Linked DNA regions of Mus musculus: region 2 is linked to region 1. The links are chromatin loops, found by intact Hi-C in ENCODE. Cell type or tissue: heart. All regions are shown on one strand.

Region 1 (8,000 bases):
CCCTGAGATGAAGCCTATTTGGTCATGATCTTTTTGATGTGTTCTTGGATTCGGTTAGCAAGAATTTTATTTAATATTTTTGCATAGATATTCAAAAGAGAAATTGGTCTGAATTTATCTTTTTTTGTTGGATCTTTGTGCAGCTTAGGTATCAGAGTAATTGTGGCTTCATGGAATGAATTGGGTAGAGTACTTTCTGTTTCTATTTTGTAGAATAGTTTGTGGAGAGTTGGAATTAGGTCTTCTTTGAAGGTCTTATAGAACTCTGCACTACCTATCTGGTCCTGGGCTTTTATTTTTTGGTTGGGAGACTATTGATGATTGCTTCTATTTCTTTAGGGGAAATGGGACTTTTTAGATAGTTTATCTGATCTTGATTTAACTTTGGTACCTGGTATCTGTCTAGGAAGTTGTTCATTTCATCCCAGTTTTCTAGTTTTGTTGCGTACAGCCTCTTATAGTAGGATCTGATGATGTTTTGGATTTACTCAGGTTATGTTGTTATGTCTCCTTTTTCATTTCTGATTTTGTTAATTAGGATACTGTCCCTGTGCCCACTAGTTAGTCTGGCTAAGGGTTCTTCTATCTTGTTGATTTTCTCAAAGAACCAGCTCCTGGTTTGGTTGATTTTTTTGAATAGTTTTTTTTTTTTTTTTGTTGTTGTTGTTGTTTCCACTTGGTTGATTTCAGCCCTGACTTTGATTATTTCCTGCTGTCTACTCCTCTTGGGTGAATTTGCTTCCTTTAGTTGTGGAGCTTCTAGGTGTGCTGTCAGTCTGCTAGTGTATGCTCTCTCTAGTTTCTTTTTGGAGTCACTCTGGGCAATGAGTTTTCCTCTTAGGACTGCCTGCATTGTGTCCCATAAGTTTCTGTATGTTGTGGTTTCATTTTCATTAAACTCTAAAAAGTCTTTAATTTCTTTCTTCTTTTAATCCTTGACCAAGTAATCATTGAGTAGAGTGTTGTTCAGTTTCCACGTGAATGTTGGCATTCTATTATTTATGTTGTTATTGAAGATCAGCCTTTGTCTGTGGTGGTCAGACAGAATGCATGGGATAATTTCAATATTTTGTATCTGTGGAGGCCTGTTTTGTGACCAATTATATGGTCAATTTTGGAGGATGTACCGTGTGGCGCTGAGAAGAAGGTATATCCTTTTGTTTTATGATAAAATGTTCTGTAGATATCTATTAAATCCATTTGTTCCATAACTTATGTTAGTGTCCATGTGTCTTTGTTTAGTTTCTGTTTCCAGGATCTGTCCATTGGTGAGAGTGGGGTATTGAAGTCTCCCACTAATATTGTGCTTTGAGCTTTACTAAAATTTCTTTAATGAATGTGGCTGCCCTTGCATTTGGAGCATAGATATTCATAATTCAGAGTTCATCGTGGTAGATTTTACCTTTGGGTATGAAGTGCTCCTCCTTGTCTTTTTTGATAACTTTTTTTGTTGGAAGTCAATTTTATTCCATTTTAGAATTGCTACTCCAGCTTGTTTCTTTGGAACATTTGCTTGGAAAATTCTTTTCCAGCCTTTTGCTCTGAGGTAGTGTCTGTTTTTTTTCCTGAGATGGGTTTCCTGTAAGCAGCAAAATGTTGGGATCTGTTTGTGTAGCCAGTCTATTAGTCTATGTCTTTTTATTGGGATATTGAGTCCATTGATATTAAGAGAAATTTTAAAAAAGCAATTGTTGCTTTCTGATAATTTTGTTATTAAAGTTGGGATTCTGTTCTTTTAGGTTTGTTGAAGGGTTACTTTCTTGCTTTTTCTTGGGTGTAGTTACTCTCCTTGTGTTGGTGTTTTCCCTTTATTATCCTTTGAAGGGGTGGATTCATGGAAAATTATTGTGTGAATTTGGTTTTATCATGGAATTCTTTGGTTTCTCCATCTATGGTAATTGAAAATTTTGCTCGGTATAGTAGCCTGGGCTGGCATTTGTGTTCTCTTAGGGTCTGTAAAACACCTGTCCAGGATCATCTGGCTTTCATAGTTTCTGGTGAGATGTCTGGTGTAATTCTAATAGGCCTGCCTTTATATGTTACTTGACCTTTTTCCTTTATTGCTTTCAATATTCTATCTTTATTTAGTGCATTTGTTGTTTTGATCATCATGTGTCGGGAGGAATTTCTTTTCTGGTCCAGTCTATTTGGAGTTCTATAGGCTTCTTGTATGTTCATGGACATCTCTTTTTTTAGGTTTGGGAAGTTTTCTACTAGAATTTTGTTGAAGATATTTGCTGGCCCTTTAAGGTGAAAATCTTCATTCTCATCTACTCCTAATATCTGTAGGTTTGGTCTTTTCATTGTGTCCTTGATTTCCTGGATGTTTTGAGATAGGATATTTTTGCATTTTGCATTTTCTTTGATTGTTATGCCCATGTTATCTATGGAATTTTATGCACCTGAGATTCTCTCTTCCATCTCCTGTATTCTTTTTCTTCGAAGGAAAGAGACATGTAGATGGATAACTGACATCCTGGTTAGCAGGTTCAGACATGAATGCTTCATAAGGCAAGTCCCCTGACACAGTTGAATACCCCAATCAATGGAAGCAGGATAAGTGTAAAACAAAGATGTGTTTTTAAGGAAATGTTCATCTATGGTTCCTGATTTCTTTCCTAGGGTTTCTATCTCCAGAGTTTTCTTACTTTGGGTTTTCTTTATTGTTTCTACTTCCTTTTTTAGGTCTTGGTTGGTTTTGTTCAATTCTATCACCTGTTTGGTTGTGTTTTCTTGTAGCTCTTTAAGGGATTTTTGTGTTTCCACTTTAAGGGCTTCTACGTCTTTAGCACTATTCTCCTGTATTTCTTTAAGTGAGTTATTAATGCCCTTCTTGACATCCTCTATCAGCATCATAAGATATTATTTTAAATCCGAGTCTTTCTTTTCTGGTGTGTTGGGGCATCCAGGACTGGTTGAGGTGGAAATGCTGGGTTCTGATGATGGTGAGAAGTCTTGGTTTCTGTTGGTAAGATTCTTACATTTGCCTTTCGCTATCTGGTAATCTCTGGAGTTAGTTGTTATAGTTGTCTCTGGTTGGAGCTTGTTCCTCCTGTGATTCTGTTAGCCTATGTCAGCAGTTCTGAGCGTCCAGCTCTCTCCCGAGTCTCATTAGTCAGAATACTTTCTGCAGGCAAGCTCTCCTCTTGCAGGGAAGGTTGACAGATATCTGGCGATTGGACCTGCCTCCAGGTTGAAGATGAAGGCCCCAAACAGGACCTGTCCGAGAAGATGTGTTTCCTCTGCAGTCTGCATGCTCACCTGCACCGACTGGTCTCTGAGGGATGTGGGACACAAGATTGCTCTCACCTGCTCTGGCGTTCAGAGCCCTCCCAGTTGGATACCTCTCCTCTGATGCAGAAGGTGCCCAGATGTCTGGAGCCTGAAATGGGGGCTGTTCCAGAAGCTGTGTTCCTTCTGTAGTCTGCTCTCTCACCTGCGCAGACTGATCTCTGAGGGACCTGGGACTCAAGATGGCTCCTACTGAGATAGTTTTACAGAAGCAGAATGTAGATAGAACAAGCTAGACACAGGTTAAGATAAAATGATCAAGAGACTGAGAAGGAGTCAGAAGATTATGAAAGATTGCTAGAGTTCATTGAATCCAATCAAAACAATTCAGAGGCTGAGAGAAGAGACAGTTTGATTAAGTCATCTGGGAGAGGAGTTTGAACCAGAGTAGCTGAGTTGAAACAGTGAGCTTGAATTAAAAAAGAATAAGAAAATGTGAGCTTATTCAGCAGCAACTGTCAGAGTCTTAAAATGTTTTAGGCCAATATTACATTGATCCTGAGGCTAGAAGCTTCCAGGACTTGGACTAGGTTAGCCAAGGTAGGAAGTAAGCCTCACAGAGAGTAATTAGAACAGGAGAGTGAGTTCTATCTACATTAATATTATTTAGTTTTCACATAATACTAGTAGAACATGTTAAGGTCTAGTTAAAATTTTAAGGCCTAGATGAAATGTTAAGGCCTAGGTAAGATGTTAAGTTCTAGGTAACTTTTACCTGCCTAGCCTGTCATTTTGTTCTGTTAGTAATATAAGAAAACTTTCTCACTGGTTGTATCTCCTTCTACTAGGAATCTTTCTCATGCTCAAGTTGATTACAAATTCTGTTCTATTCAGTGCCCTTGGAAACCAGTCATGATAGAATGCAGTAGAAGTAATTTGTGTAGCTACTCACAATAAGCTTGGATTTGATCCAACCACCCAGCAGCACTTCTGGCATCTGTGTATAATCTTTTATGGTATTTGCCTTTAAGAGCTGCCTCCCATCTATTTAATTAATACTTTCATTTTGAGTAGGGGCCAATATAGCCTGTTGTTGAGTAGGAATTTTCTGTCTGTGTTGGGGGCTGGTAAAAAGCCACAAGGGTGGGAGTGGAGGCAGAAGGTGATGGTTTGTGAGATACACAGGGGGAATGGACTGGAGGTAAGTGGGTAGGGATGGAGGGAGGGAGGGAGAGCTAAGCTCATGTTCTGTTGCAGAGCTTGGGGTGACTCTGAGACCTGGGCCTGGAGGAATAGAGAGTGGAGAAGGTCTGCAGGCTGCCTACCTGGTCTTCTGGCAGAAATGGTCTGTGGTTGAACAGGGAGAATTCATCTGAACTGGGGACTGGGATATATTGATGAATGGGAGAGGACAAGCTAGGGGTACTGTCTGTGGGATCTATAGCAAGTGTAGACAGTAGGGAGGAGAGGCTCCACCTAGTGTCCTGTTGCAGAGTTAGCAGTAATCTTGAGAATGGTGTCTGGGGGAAAGGAGAGCGGAAAAGTTCCATGGACACCCTGCTTGGTGTTCTGGCATATTGGCTTGTTGGATTTCTCACTTTCTTACAAGTACTCATTCTTTCCATTTTTCTTTTCTTTTCATAAATTCTTGTAATTATTTTATCACATTTTAGTTGTTTAATTATCTTTGTGTATGTTGCCCTCTCTGTCATGTGAGTTGTGGGAATTAAATTCAGGTCTGACATCTGGCTTGATGGCAAGTGAATTACCTTCTGAGTCATACTGCTACCCCTTAAAATTCTTTACTGAAGTATACTCATTGCAAACAAGCATCATCAAAGCAATATCTTTCAAGTATATCATAGGTTTTGACAATATCCAGTAACCTTCCAAAAAATTTCATCCCTTTCTGCTGTTTCCAGTACTAGGCATTATATACCTCTTGTATAATGGGCTTTAAGTTCAATCAGAGAGCTGTTGGTTACTGGCAAATATATGTGTTATTATTGCAGCCTTGGGGTTATCATGCATGCTGGACATTGCTCTGGTTCATAGACATTCATTTGGAAGCTTGTATGGTGCTTTCTTGTATTATGAAATCTAGTTCTCAAAGAGGGTATATATTCAGGTAATATCCAATTTGGGTCCTCTAGGTCCATGAACAAAATGCAATATGGCTTTACCTTCTTCTACCTCTGGGTGGCAACCAAAGGCAAAATAGCTAATGATAAAAAGAGAACATTTAATGCCTTTTAAAAATTGTCTATGGATCTTGAGGGATAATTATAAGCTTAAATCAGAAAATTTTATTTAAACTAATATGTATATCATATACATCACACAAACACACACACACACACACACACACACACACACACACACACACACAGAGAGAGAGAGAGAGAGAGAGAGAGAGAGAGAGAGAGAGAGAGAGAGAGAGAGAGAGAGAGGTTTTATAGGTAGATACTTAATCATGTCTTCTTAGGACTTTTCCAGACACCCTTTCTGTTATTTTAGTATCTGATCTCTTTCTATATTTCTCACTCTACACCTAGTTAAAATACATATTTTCCACCTTGAATCACTTATATTCTCCTACCTATTGTTTCCTTTTCCCATATTCCCATGTTATATTTGCATGCAAGCCTGAATAACAGAAAAGCACAAAGTATTACGTTATAGGTGGTGGTGAGCTGCTATGTGTTTTCTGGAATTTTAACTTAGGACCTCTAGAAGAGCAGCTAATGATCTTAGTGTTCTTAACCACTAAGCCATATCTCCAGATATCCCATTTTAACTTTATAGTTTCTTCAGTTACTCTAGGTTATAGACTTGAATGTGGATTTGGAACTAGGAGTTTCTGATGAGAGAATATGTACTGTTTGTTTTTCTGGGTGTGGGTTACCTCACATATTATGATCTTTACTTGTTCTTTCAATTACCTTCAAATATTATTTTTCTTTATAACTGAATAATATTTCATAGTGTATATGGGCAACATTATCCTCTTGTCTGATAAAGAATATTTAGGTTGTTTTCAAGGTACATAATGGGCATGTATCTGTGGAACAAGGGGTTGATAGAATCTTTTGTCCTTATGGAAGGATTGTAATAGTTGGGTCATATGATAGATTTATTTTATATTTTTATTTTGTTATCTACACTGATTTCCAGAGTGACTAGACTAGTTTGCAACCTTCCCACCAGTGGGTAAGGGTCCCCTTTTCCTCTTATCCTCTCCAGCATTTGAGAACAGATGTTTCATTGATCTTTGCCACTCTGAGTGGGGCAAGATGAAATCTCAAAGTTGTTTTGATTTACATTTCTCTAATTGCTAGGAATAAAGTTTAAAGATATCTCTTACCCATTTTTATCTCTAGTTTTGAGGACTCTTCAGATAATAAGCCAATTTTTGGAATGAGCTATTTGGGTTTGTTTGTTGTAATTATTTTTAAACTCTTTGTTTTGTTTGAGTGCTTTGTTTCGGATATTAATCCTGTTAGGCATTTACCTGGCAAATAGCTCTCTCCTTGTCTGTGGATTTCGTCTCATCCTGACTATGTTATCTTTAGCAATCTTGGAACATTTTAGTTTCCTGATGTTTCACTAGGTAATAGATGATTTTAACATTTGGGAAAATGAAATCCTATTCAGAAGTCCTTTCTAGTCATATACCACTTAGAGATCTGCCTTTGCTTTTCTCTAGAAGTTTCAGTTTTTGAGTTTTTCTTTGAATTTAGTTTTGTGGAAGATGAAACATATGGGCTTAACTTCATTCTTAAATATCCTCTCCCATTATTTCTCTTACACTCGCACAGAGAGAGAGAGAGAGAAAGAGAGAGAAAGAGAGAGAGACAGAGAGAGGCAGAGAGAGACAGAGAGAGGCAGAGAGAGACAGAGACAGAGAGGAAAAAGATGACAAAATTAGAGCTTTAAATGTGGGTCCAGTTAGATGAAAATCAATTTATGTTTCTCACTTCATTTCTTTAGAGATCTTGACTAAAATTTTGTTCACTTCACAAAGATGACATCTTGTAAACTCAGAAACTAAATAAATAAGCTGTAGGGAGGTAGGAGGGATCTAAAGTTGGGAGAGGAGAAACAATTAAAATATATTGAATAAATTGTATGAAATTATTTTAAAGAAATGGGGTGAAAGTTGTCCATGGTAGTCATGAAATCCCTGGGATGTGCTTGAGATGCTCTATGAATGGTTTTGCCAACCCCGACTACCCCTGAGACAAAGCAGGTGTCCTTTAGAGCATATGCTTTACTGAGCAACTTTGCATGTTGTATGAATAGCCAGTGGTTCCAGATGCTCAAATATATGTGAAGGCTCATTTTCACTGCCTTAAGAAGCCACCTCTAGACCAACTCTCAGAGATGAAGTCAGCTGTTCTCCTGATATAGGTGCTACTATTCTGGGTACCAGGTGAGTGGGCTCAGGGAAGTGTTAGGAACGTCTACTGAAGCCTACAGGACTCCAAATAGATTGGACCAGAAAAGAAATTCCTGCTATCATGTAATAGTCAAAACACTAAATGCACAAAACAAGGAAAGAATATTAAAAGCAGTATGGGGAAAAGGTCAAATAACATGTATCAGAATTACACCAGAGTTCTCAACAGAAACTATTAAAGCTAGAAGATCCTGGGCAGATCTCGTACAGAGCCTAAGAGAACACAAATGCCAGCCCAAACTACTATACCCAGCAAAACTCTCAATTACCATAGATGGAAAAAACAAGATATTTCATATTAAAACTAAAT
Region 2 (8,000 bases), 240 kb before region 1:
ATTTCTCTCTGCGGGAAAGAATCCATTTAGTCCACAGACTCACCTTTCTCATAGAGGCAGTCTTCTATTTTATCCATGTGAATTAAAGTCCTCGTGTCCCCTTCAAGTCCCTCCCCAAGAACCTGCACCTTACGTTGACCACTTTACAAAGGCTGAATCACCGATTAGAACCCTGACGCCATTATTGATGCTACGTTGTGCTTGCAGACAGGAGCCTGGATGACTGTCCTCTGAGAGGCTCTACCAGCCCTTGACTGAGACAGATATTTACTGCCAACCATTGAACTGAAGTCGGGGACCCCTATGGGAGAGTTAGGGGAAGGACTTAGGGGAAGGACTGAAGGAAAGGAAGGGATGGCAACTCTATAGGAAGATGAAGAGTGTCATCTAACCCAGACCCCTGAGAGCTCCCAGAGAGAAATCCAGCAACCAAAGAGCATATATGGGCTGGTCCGAGTCCCCCCCCCCCCCCCCGTCCTCCCCCGCACATATGTAGCAGACATATTTGTTTGGCTTCAGTGGGAGAGCATGAGCTAATCCTGTAAAGACTTGATGCCTGAGGGAAGCGGGATGACTGGGGTGGGGGTACCCTCTTAGAAGCTAAGGGGGTGTTGGGGAAGAAATCTGCAAAGGGAGGCTGGGGGCGGGGGCGGCAACATTTATGGATATAAAACAACAACAACAACAGCAGCAACAACAATAATGATAATAAAGAACTTCAGTGACTGTGGAGGGGTGGAATCTGTGCAGGCCCAGAGACAAGTTATCTTTAGCTCCCTCAAGTGGCCATTAACTGCTACTTGAGGCCATTTACTGCCGTCTGTGACCTATCATCTTTGTGACTGTTAGGTAAATCCTTTGGAATACAAGAACAGATCCCAACTCATCCTGACTTGAGTTGTTGGCCGAGCAGCATCCTCACGGCAAACACTGGGACCGTCAGATAGCATCCGAGGTCTGTAGCAGAGGTTCCCCACTTTGCTTTAACCTGCACTCCTGTGCCCATCAATAAATTTGAAAAGTACCTTGTAACCTCTTTTTTTTCTGTTACTGTAAAGCCTCTGAAAATTGTACCTTGTTGGCATTTAAGGTAACCAAAATCTAGGAATCTTGGAAGGGACAATGGTGGAGAGAAAGGAAAAACTGTTTAGGACAAATTTTGTAGGAAGTAGGAATGTAGTGCAGAAAAATGGGAAAGAGGAGAGGGGGGAGAGATGGCCATTCAAAGCTGCGTGAGGGTGCATGAAAAAGCCGTAAGGAAGAATACTACTTTGCAAGTGATTTAACGTACAATTAATAAAAAGGAGTTGGTGTGAGGTACCCTGCATGGGAGGATAAAGCTGCTCCCGGAAGCCATAGGTTATTAAATAAAAATCCTGGTGCCAGGGGTGAGATTCCATGCTATATGTTGGTCATTGAGGTCCTTAAGGTCCTTCAAACAATATAGGCAATTACCATAGCTAATTTCTAGATGCTAAGACCCTATTGCTGGATACACCATGCTCCTGGTTGTAGACCATGGAAAAGCCCAGATGGAGCCGATTGGAGGCTTCCTTTCAGCTGGGTGGATTTCACAGTGCCAGACGATGGTGCACAGTCTTCTGGGTGAAGGAGCTAGTCAGCAGTTGCATTTAGCTATAGACCCTGTGCCCTATTGGATCGACCCCACGGCAGGTAAGATATGCCCACTGGAGCAATAGTGGTATGGCTAGAATGGGGGTAACCAACCATTTTCTGATTGGGTTTGAGGTCCACTCCACAGTATTCATTCCTGCTACTGTAAACCTGGTTAAAGGCTTATGGGGGTGTGGTTAAAGGCCCTAGTGGGAAACTTACTGCTGTTGTTTCACTAAATGGACATGGTTTGTTTTTTGAATGGCCTTGTAAATATTGCTAGGTTGAAAACCTATAGATTAGTGTTGCTCAGACCCTCCTCCCTTGTGTGTGTGTGTGTGTGTGTTTTATGCAGAGACTTATAACGGGTCAAAGCGCTGAAAATAAGGGATGATTGAGTGCTCAGTCATCAATGGTTCGTTTATGTCATCACCATACAAGGTTCAGAGTACACTGCAGGAGAAGGGGTAGAAAGAACACAGAGTTGGTGGAAGGAAAGGGGCTTTGTGCACCATCCTTGGGAATCAGACATGGCTGTTGCACTCACGGACTCAGAGCAGCTTGATTACTTTCTCACAACCAGAAGATCTGGCCTGCCAATATTCCATCACGGGCAGGGCAGGGGCTTATGAGGCTCTTCTTTTCCTTTAAGATTTATAGTCAGTTAAGGACTTCTAATTAGGTTAATTGGGGCTTTTAAGGCCCCTACCCTTTTCTAAACAGCTTTTGGCTGTTAATAGTTGCTAGGGGAGGGAACAAAAGTTTCTTCAGTGATATACCCACTGCTAAGTTGATCATGCTTTGTTAAATAACCCCTAACCCGAGTTTATGTAAGTTACCTCAGCTAACGGGTTATCAAAAAGTGTGTGGGGTTGTGGGAAGGTGGCTTAGCGGCCAAGAACACTTGACGCTCCTGCAGAGGGCCTGAATTTGATTCCCAGCACCCACAGCAGGCAATTCACAACTGTTTGTAACTCCAGGTCCAGGCGATTGGACACATTCTCATGGTCCATAACAGACACACACACATACACATAAATAAAAATAAACCTTAAAAACGGACACAAAGTTAGCAGGGATGTAGTTAGAATGTGAGGGAGATAAGAGAAGGTAATCAGCCTTGAATATGATTAAAATATCTCATACACACATGTCAAAGAGATGTGTGTGGTGGTTGCCAAGGGTGGTTGGATGGTGGGATAAGTAAAACAGTCATATTAGGAGGCCCATTACTCATGGGATCACTGAGGCAGGAGCTATGCATTCTTAACCTATTGTTAAATCACTGTGAATGACAACTTTATTGTAGATGTGTTTCTTAATGTCAATTTTCCTGATAGCTTGGATGATTTGAATGGTAAATTAAGACTGCTTCATCCTATGGAGCTATGTATGGCCTTGAATGAAGGAATATCAGTCAAGAAGGCAGTCTGAAGGTGTGTGACTTCATTCTGAGTGTCTGAGGGACTGCTGTGATTGGGACAGGTGCAGCCCTTCATGCTTGGTGAGAATACTGTTCTTCATTGGTGTGATGTACTGCCACGTGCACACACACTGGACACACTCCCACTCTGGCTATATAAGTGCTCTGCTTGGTTCACTCTGCAAGTTAACCTGGAGATACCAGCTAGATGTTGCTCTCTGGTGTTGAAGCTGAAGCATTAAGTTGCAATAAAAGGCCCGGTCTTGCCTATTTTTGCGTTTTATCATTAGTAGAGTGAGTTGAGCTGGTAACATGAGGAAAGGAAGGAAGCAGGGACAATGAAGGCAATGTCAGTGGTGAAGGAAGTGTCCTTGGTGACATCGGCAGTGACATCAAAAGGCTGTGGTAGAGATGAGGAGGAGCAGAGGCAATAGAGACAGCTGCTGAAGACAAGAAACTTCTGGCCCTGGTACTGGGAGATTTCTAAGGAACTGTCAAAGGGCCAAGGTGTCAGACACCCCAGGCTACCAGCTCAACTCACTCTACTATATATGTGTGTATATATAGTACACACACACACACACACACACACACACACACACACACACACACACACTGTGCATGCATGTGAACACAGTGCTTGAGGAGGCCAGAAGAGATGTTCAGATCCTTGGAGATGAAATTACAGGCTGTTATATGTAACTGCATGTGAGCTGCCTGATATGGGTGCTAGGAACTGAACTTACATCCTCTGAAAAAGCAGGGCACATCTTAACCACTGAGCCACCTCTCCCTAGTCATCCTGTTGGATTTCAAAACCTGGAACAGTAGGCCTCTAGCTCTCAGGGCTTGGAGCTGTAAACTTCTGGGACTCCCTCCAAACCCAGGCTTTTGGAACTCCAAGGCCTGGGACTAGAGACCAAAGAGAGCTTTACTCCCTATCTTGGCAGGTCAGAACCACGGCAAGCCGTTTGATACCAGTAAAAGGTGGAAAATGTTAACTTGTAAAATTGAAGTTATTTATACAATTTGTTTGTGTCTCTGAATTGTAGAAACATTGTTTAGATATCAAAAATGAAAGCAATGAAAAGGAATCGATCTCACAGAGCCAATGAACAGCTCATTATCTGAGCATGGCAGGGGGCAGAAGCTGTGTCAACAGAGAAGCTGTGTCAGCAGATGGCAGTGCTGTATAAGCAGTGAGCCTACGGAGGCCCGATCATGGGTCACTGAGCTGGCCTGCAAACAAAGCCAGTGATCTGAATCTTGTCAGGTCTCCACCTCTATAATGGGATCAGACTGTTGTTTAAAAAAAAAATCTTTCCTCTCCAACTTTTTCGTGTGTGTGTGTGTGCACGGGAGATACACACACACACACACCAAACCCTCCCTCCCCTTGAGTAAGTATCTATGTAGATATATAGGTACATTACATGCTCCCTTCCTATCTGAACGTCTTTTTCTTCTCAGACTATTTCTAGTACATATGAATGGGTGTGGCACAGGAAACAGTGACAAGGAAATGATCTCACAGTGCCTCCAGTTTATCACCAGAGCAAGTCAGGGTGCTAATGCTGTATCAGCAGATGGCAGTGTTGTATAAGCGGCAAGTCTACAGAGGCCCAGTCATGGGTCACAGAACTGTCCTGCAAACAAAAGCAGAGATCTCAATTTGGCCAGGTCTCCACCCCCATAATGGGACCAGACTGTTGTTTTTAGAAGATCTGTCTTTCTCCTCTTCCCCTATCTCTCTGTCACACATTTATGAGCATTACCCCCTCCCCCACCCCACATATACACACGGTTTCCAACTATCAGAACATTGTGTTTTTTTTGACTTTTCAGACTTTATTTCTATTTTGTATGGATAGTTTCAGCACAGAGAAACAGCAGTAAAAGCCACAGTCAACAGGGCCAGTTATCAGGCTTTTACTTATATTGAAGATAAATAATCTTTAACAAATCAACAATAGGTGATGCTTCATTGATGATAAATTGCCTCATTAATGCAGCTGTATTGAATATAGGTTATCTGAAATAGATATTTTTTTTTGTTTTTTGTTTCTGTTTTTGTAGTTTTCTATGCTCCAAAGAAGGTTTATATAACAACAACAACAACAACAACATCATCATCATCATCATCAACAACAACAACAGCAACAACTACTACTACTCCAAAAACATATGCTAGAACTTTTCAAGAAAATGACCTTGAACTTTCCCACAGAGGAGGGGATGGTGGGTCTCTCCCAATTGTTTTACGATCTTTGATTATTGATCTTTTCCAGTTGAACACATCTTCTGGAGTCAGGGTTACTTCTCTTTTCACAGAACATCATGGGCTTCATCTACAGCATGGTTCTACCTCTTTAAAAGCAGGACACACTCCTCCAAACTTAAGCTCTTCAGGAGCTATAGATACAGTTGTTTTCTCTTTGCTCCTTCATAACATGATTTTTGGCATGTTTTACCTTTAAATAGCTCAATATTCATCTGTTTTAATGATCCTTTTCAAGAGAAAGATATTTCAATCACAGTTTTATTCACTTTATAACCACATTTTTCATTAGTTTCTGCTTTTATTCTTTTTTCCCCATTTTTTTATTAGGTATTTAGCTCATTTACATTTCCAATGCTATACCAAAAGTCCCCCATACCCACCCACCCCCCCCACTCCCCTACCCACCCACTCCCCCTTTTTGGCCCTGGCATTCCCCTGTACTGGGGCATATAAAGTTTGCAAGTCCAATGGGCCTCTCTTTCAAGTGATGGCCTATTAGGCCATCTTTTGATACATATGCAGCTAGAGACAAGAGCTCCGGGGTACTGGTTAGTTCATATTGTTGTTCCACCTGTAGGGTTGCAGTTCCCTTTAGTTCCTTGGGTGCTTTCTCTAGCTCCTCCATTGGGGGCCCTGTGATCCATTCAATAGCTGACTGTGAGCATCCACTTCTGTGTTTGCTAGGCCCTGGCATAGTCTCACAAGAGACAGCTATATCTGGGTCCTTTCAGCAAAATCTTGCTAGTGTATGCAATGGTGTCAGCGTTTGGAAGCTGATCATGGGATGGATCTCTGGATATGGCAATCACTAGATGGTCCATCCTTTCATCACACTTCCAAATTTTGTCTCTGTAACTCCTTCCATGGGTGTTTTGTTTTCTATTCTAAGAAGGGGCAAAGTGTCCACCCTTTGGTCTTTGTTCTCTTGAGTTTAATGTGTTTAGCAAATTGTATCTTATATCTTGGGTATCCTAAGTTTCTGGGCTAATATCCACTTATCAGTGAGTACATATTGTGAGAGTTCCTTTGTGATTGGGTTACCTCACTCAGGATGATGCCCTCCAGGTCCATCCATTTGCCTAGGAATTTCATAAATTCATCCTTTTTAATAGCTGAGTAGTACTCCATTGTGTAAATGTACCACATTTTCTGTATCCATGCCTCTGTTGAGGGGCATCTGGGTTCTTTCCAGCTTCTGGCTATTATAAATAAAGCTGCTATGAACATAGTGGAGCATGTGACCTTCTTACCGGTTGGGACATCTTCTGGATATATGCCCAGGAGAGGTATTGCTGGATCCTCCAGTAGTACTATGTCCAATTTTCTGAGGAACCGCCAGACTGATTTCCAGAGTGGTTGTACAAGCTTGCAATCCCACCAACAATGGAGGAGTGTTTCTCTTTCTCCACATCCTCGCCAGCATCTGCTGTTACCTGAACTTTTCATCTTAGCCATTCTGACTGGTGTGAGATGGAATCTCAGGGTTGTTTTGATTTGCATTTCCCTGATGATTAAGGATGTTGAACATTTTTTCAGGTGCTTCTCTGCCATTCGGTATTCCTCGGGCGAGAATTCTTTCTTCAGTTCTGAGCCTCTTTTTAATGGGGTTATTTGATTTTATGGAGTCCACCTTCTTGAGTTCTTTATATATATTGGATATAAGTCCCCTATCTGATTTGGGATAGGTAAAGATCCTTTTCCAATCTGTTGGTGGTTCTGCTTTTATTCTTTATGATGTTTTATTTGCTTTTCATAGGTTTGTCTTTCCATTTCTATGTCCTTAATTGAACAGTTGCTCTATCTATGTGCACACTTGTTTTCTGAATGCATGAATAAATAACACATAATCACTGGAATACTGATATTTACATTTGAATACTACCACACATTTTAAATGTGGTCACTTCATATATACACATATATAATATAAATAATTCTAATATAATTTCTTCTTTTCACCCGGTTTTAGTTAGAAAATTATCGTATAAACATCTTACATCTTTATCACTTGGTTTTTTTAAAGTAAATGCAATTTTATGAAATTATAGTCAAAGCTTATCCACTTATTTTCTCTTATGTCAAGATTATCTTTATTTATGTGTATGTGTATGCATGAATGCTACACATACATACAGATGCCCACAGAGGTCAGAAGAGGGCATCAGATTTCATGAAGCTGGAGTTACAGGTACTTGTGAGGTGCCCAGCAAGGGTGCTGTGAATAAAATTTGGGTCTTCTAGAAAAGCAGCAAGAACTCTTAACTGATAAGCTATCTCTCTAGGCCCTAGTTATTGTTTTTCATTCATAAGTTTATTTCTCTTATTTGTAGCTAATATAGTACTCATTCTCAAAACATACTTCAAATCTGCCAGGCAAAGATACTTTTCCTGTTTCCTGGTCATATATTCATATTTAGTCATATATAGTCATATATATTCATACTTAACCAACACTGTTAATTCCACTTTTAAATATACATTCTATGCTATGATGGCATTTTTCAGTCATTGACGGTGTTGAAGGAACTCACTCACCTCCATATTTCTGGATTTCTCCTAGAATTACAGCAGATTTTATCTTGTCTGGTGCTGTTTGAGTGGCTTGCTATAGACTCAGAGCCTTTGTTTTCTATTCACACTTTAGAGAGTAGACATCATATTCTTGACTATTCTTCCTGCCCA

What was found. A loop is a pair of places that touch in the nucleus more often than their neighbours do. Peaks named below come from ENCODE experiments on the same cell type or tissue, not always from the same donor. Only the 100,000 strongest peaks of a DNase experiment are listed, where the experiment ranks them.
Region 2: it touches region 1 in a loop (16-fold over the local background); 4 of 42 quality-filtered maps call a loop at or near these places.

The regions. Positions count from the first base shown.
Region 1 is chr6:70,465,509-70,473,508 of GRCm38, reverse strand. It overlaps Igk. Among named protein-coding and RNA genes, the nearest start is that of Gm46962, 250 kb to the right of the region's middle. In heart, no CTCF peak of the experiment used is centred here; no DNase peak of the experiment used is centred here.
Region 2 is chr6:70,706,098-70,714,097 of GRCm38, reverse strand. It overlaps Gm46961 (a long non-coding RNA gene), which reads left to right. Exons shown (of 3, transcript XR_001785273.2): 3 at 850-1,019. It also overlaps Igk. Among named protein-coding and RNA genes, the nearest start is that of Gm46961, 8.8 kb to the left of the region's middle. In heart, CTCF peaks have their summits at 792 (motif pointing left) and 4,617 (motif pointing right); a DNase peak (open chromatin) is centred at 4,607; H3K4me3 peaks cover 347 bases.